2 separate regions of the Homo sapiens genome follow, and region 2 is linked to region 1. Evidence: chromatin loops called from intact Hi-C (ENCODE). Cell type or tissue: Calu3. All regions are shown on one strand.

Region 1 (2,500 bases):
TTGGGTTCAGTTTACATTGCTCAGGGGATGGGTGCACCAAAATCTTAGAAATCACCACTAAAGTACTTACTCATGTAATCAAATACCACTTGTTCTCCAAACACCTATGGAAATAACAAATTTTAAAAAAAGAAAAAGAATCTGTATATAGATTCCTATCTTTCATTGTGATTAGAGAGCTGGAATCAGTATTGTGAGCAGTCTTCCCCTCCCATCAAAAAATAATAGAACAGTGGTTAAAGTGATGAATTTTGTTAATGCTTCAGAGCATGCTTAGTTAGCAGAGCAGTAAACTGTCTCAAAATCTAAGGAGAGACAGTGCTTGAAGGAAATAAAAGACACGAACATGGACTCACATGGGTTAGATGGAACTGGACACCAGTAAGGAAGAATTCTGTGTGACTGTGGCCTTGAGAGTGATTTTTAAAGATACAACAGCAAAGGCATAATTAATGAAAGAAAAGATAAATTGGACTTTATCAAAATTAAAGCTTTCCTCTACAAAATAACTTCATAGTCAAAAAGATCAGCTACACATGGGGAAAACATATATGAAAATCACATTTCTAATAAAGAGGTTTATATCAAGAAAATATAAAACTCTCCCAAAACTCAAAAATAAAAACAAATAATCAACTGAAAAATGGGCAAAAAATAAGAACAAACACTCTACCAAATAAGACATATGGGTGTCAAATGACCACAAAAAATGCAAATTTTAAACCACAATAAGATACCACCACAAAGTTATTACTACATATACATGATATAAAAATATATAATTACTATATATAACTATTATATATAACTTACTATACATATATGTACACAATTTTGGTTGTTTCTGTCAAGAACTCAGAGCAAATAGAAATCTCTTATATTGCTTACTGGGCCATAGTAGAGTATAGTACATTATAGTATAGTATAGTCATCATTTAATCAGCTAAAAAATAATTTGTTAGTTTCTTATAAAGTTAAATATATGCCTACAATGTAATTCATAATTCAGTGATCCTACATCTAGATATCACTCCATAAAAAATAAAAACTTATATTCATCCTCCAAATGGTACACAGATATCTACAGTATCTTATTCATAATTACCAGAAACTGCAGACAATCCAGATCCCCTTCAACTGGTAAATTGTTAAGCTGTTATAATTCATAAAATGAAACACTACTCAGTGATACAGAGGAATGAACCAGTGTTAAACTGTTATTATTAATTCTCTTCCCCCATGTCTAAAGCTAGAGGGCGCTGGAGTTATGTATTTTTTTCCCCCCCACCTTTGGTTATACGAGTAAAAGCCAAGGTTGGTGAGTTTAGTAAAATAGTTTCTTTTGAGGGAAAGCCTTTATTAAGGAGAATGGAATTATCTGGGCATATGTCAGAGCATTATTTTTCTCCTCCCAAAGCAAGAAAAAAAAATTTCTCCAGTTTTATATGAGAGCATGGTGGACTTCTCGAAAATAAAACTCATTTGTGGCTGGACTCCTCAGAGTCTGACTATCTGAAGATGGCCCACAGTGAGCCTCCTATAAGTCTTCAATTATAGTTTAAGTGTTTCTACTGATGTTGGCCCCAGCAATGGCTTCTGCTCCTGGGCTTTTGCTCCAGGTAAGTTGTGTTCTCTGTCTGCTTCTATATTCAGTTTTGGGCATCTGCTTGCCCTCTAATCTCAATACATGCAAGAACACTTGTTTTTCAGCTTGAACAGTTCAGTTTTTTTTTTTTGTTATTTTAAGGATAGGAGTGTTGACTTCCAAACTACTAACATGTCAGAGTAGAAACATAGCCCCTTATTTCAACTGCTTAATAACTCTGTGTTGCACCCAATATGACACTGCCTGATAATCTCAGAATTCTCTACTGAGATGGACAGAGATTCTACATAACACCCTTATCTTCCATAGATATATATAGCTTTGTGGCATTTGCAAAATTAGATGGCTCAAGTGACAGCACCACTTAGTGCCATAGTTTGAAACTGATACAGGCTCTTCTCTTGCTCTCAGCCCCACTCAAAACTTAACAATGGATTTAGGTATCATCAGTATAGAAGACCAGCACGATCATCTCTACATTATGCACCAGATCTAGCCTCCTTTACACTTTATTGTAACACAGAGTAGGATAAATAATATAGCTGTTGAAGTGTGAATTCATGAATGGGTGAAGTTAATGTGTACTGCAGTCTGTTCTAAACGAATGCAAGCTGAATTTGATTCTCCTGCTGGATTGAGATTAGTAAGAATACATCAATGACCACATGCCGAGTAGTTGCGTGATCTGTTTTAGTAAATATACCATATTCATTAGGGCAGCCATAGTTGAAGTTATCACACAGTTAAGGTTAGGATAGACCACTGTCATCTATTTTGATCTATATGTTTTTGCAGGGTGTAAAGTACTGAATTAAATGCAGATATGATGGGAACACACACATTTACATCCTATGAAGTTTGCACTATACTGAATGCTGTTTCTGGTACACTGTT
Region 2 (2,500 bases), 1.5 Mb after region 1:
ACGGAAAAAGAATCCTGAAACTTCCAAGTTACAGACTATAAGAAGTCAGATTAATGCATAAAAGTTGCTCATCATTAAAGGAGTAATCGCAAATCTTTACCTCCAGCAACCTAGCGCAACCCATCATTCTCTCCCCTGCCCCACTGCTCATGCCTCCTAAGGGATCTCCCTGCTCTTCACACTGGCTCCCACCCATTCTCTAGTCATCATCCTGAGTGATCTTTTAAAAGCATACATCAAATCACCTCAATGCATCTCACGAAACTTTCATTCATCTGCCTCTGCACTTAGAATAAAATCTAAGCCCCGTCCATGTGACACACAAGGTCCCACATACTCTGTACTTCAACTTCCATCTTGAATGCCTTTACCCTTGCCTATTGTGTGAACAAGCTGAAGACTTCTCCAAATGGACTTCCAAGTCAGATTTCCCTCTGCATGACTTACCTCCTTCCCCCAGATCATTTCCTTGTTGTATCCTATCAGACAGGACCCCTCTTAGATGTCACCACCACCCAAGTACTTTCTATCTCATCACTGTTTTATTTTCTGCAGAGCAGTTTTCTGAAAAAAAATGCTGCATATTTATTTCTTTCCCATTCCCCAATGGAGTTAAGCTCTATGCATGCAGGACCAATTCAGGTTTGTTTACCAGTGTGTCCCCAGTGCCTTAAACAATACTTGACACATGGTAGTTCAATAAATATTTGTTACCTGACTAATTGACTGAATGTATGATTCAAAAGATAATGGTTTCTACCACGCACCCCTCACTCCCTTTTCTGAAAGTTTCTCCCCTTTCCTGAGTAGGATTCTGCCAGTAAGAAAGAAAGAAAATGCTCTGCAGCCCCCAGCAACTTCTGGTTCTGCCAGTACAAGGGACATACATTGTTTGTAGCCTCTGCCAGTTTCCCAGATAACAGTCTGAACTCTCCTTTGCTAGCAGGGTCTCTCACGCTCCCCGGACTAAGAAATCACCCAGGATTGCACACCTAAATCAGACCATAGAAGACAACCTCATATGGTAACACCACACCAGGCTCAGGACAGGAAATTTACTCACCACACATCAAGGTAATGAAGGTAACCAAGTGCGATTTCACACCAGGCTTCCTGCTCCCAACAACAGAGGATGAGGGGGCAGCTCATTAACCAAGTTTGAATTTAAGTATAAAATGCCATATTTTCACAGGAGGAAATAGATGTGTTTTCTGTTAAGAATTCCAGTCTGAGTTCTCACTCAGCCTTTAATTCCTAAATGCAGAAAAAAACTAATAAGCTTCTTAGAATACATACATAAGAAGTTCTGTTTAACCCTAAGCTATTTAACACCTCAGTGGTTTTATAAGCACCAGTCTCATTAAATCTTGTGTGTGTGTCTTTGTGTGGGTAAGGCAAAGGGTGGCCGGGAGAGATCACTGCCACTGAACAGTCACATTGAATAAGCCATAGGACTGAAATTAGGAGGCAAGCAACAGTGACATCTAGTGTGGGTAAGAAATGCCAATACTGGCAAACTGCTTTTCTTTCTATAGCAAAAGACAGGACACAAGAAAGATGGTAGCAAATTAGGGTCAGAAAAGTGAAGATGATGCCAAATGTGAAACAAGAATGCAGATATACTAGATGACTACAGGAAAAGATTCTTTTCCAATTCCTTTGCCACTAAATGTTCTTCCTAGTTATATATTATTATGCACTTTCTTAGCTGAAAAAGCCCCTAAGGTGACCCAGCCTCCCACTTCTGCTCTCCCTTTCCCCTAAACCCTCCCACTGTGCCCTCTGGATCTCCTGTCTGGAATCAGTAAGCTCTTCTTATCCTCTTCTTGGAACATTTCTTTGCCTCTTGTTTTAAAAGGAGTCTGTTGGATACTACTTGCCCTGAAACCCCCCTGAGGAAAAGCTCTTTCATTTGTTGATCACACCCTGCCATGATGGCTGCTCTTCTTGCCTCCCGTTGCTTATCTATATCTCCCTCTTACAAAAATTTCTGATCCTTTGAGCTCCTGCTAAGCAGATGTGTCACTCTATCCCCACTATACTTGTTGCAACCATCTGACAAATCCCTGCTCATTCACAACCATTTGTTGAATATTTTAACTCTTGTTCACAATTTTTTCTAGACCCACCCTATCATCGTTTTCAATATCATCAACATCCACTTGATGAACCACGGCTGCTCAGCTCTTCAACCTCCTCAACTCCAATGCCTTCCCCTCCACCTCAGCCACCTACTCCCATTGTCCCATTTGTCATCAACAGAAGCTGCAACATTTCTGAAAACTCACTTCAAACCTCCCACTCACATATATTTCTCCTATTCAGTCTCTCAAGTACACCCACTAACCTATTCCACCAGCCACAGTGAAACCTCGAATCCATTAACCCCTTTACTTTCTGCACCTTCTGTCAGTCCCTACCTGGACTCACTGCCCTCCTTATCCAGTCCATATACTCAAGGTCTAATATTGTATTTGCTGCTCTGAAAATACACTTGATT

The links. Peaks named below come from ENCODE experiments on the same cell type or tissue, not always from the same donor. Only the 100,000 strongest peaks of a DNase experiment are listed, where the experiment ranks them.
Region 2: a loop joins it to region 1, with 4 times the contacts of the local background. A loop is called at or near these places in 6 of 110 quality-filtered maps.

What each region holds. Positions count from the first base shown.
Region 1 is chr6:102,618,542-102,621,041 of GRCh38, reverse strand. No RefSeq gene overlaps it. Among named protein-coding and RNA genes, the nearest start is that of GRIK2, 1.2 Mb to the right of the region's middle. In Calu3, a CTCF peak has its summit at 1,246; no DNase peak of the experiment used is centred here.
Region 2 is chr6:101,113,787-101,116,286 of GRCh38, reverse strand. The region is part of intron 3 of LOC107984041 (a long non-coding RNA gene); the gene reads right to left. Among named protein-coding and RNA genes, the nearest start is that of ASCC3, 230 kb to the right of the region's middle. In Calu3, no CTCF peak of the experiment used is centred here; a DNase peak (open chromatin) is centred at 1,446.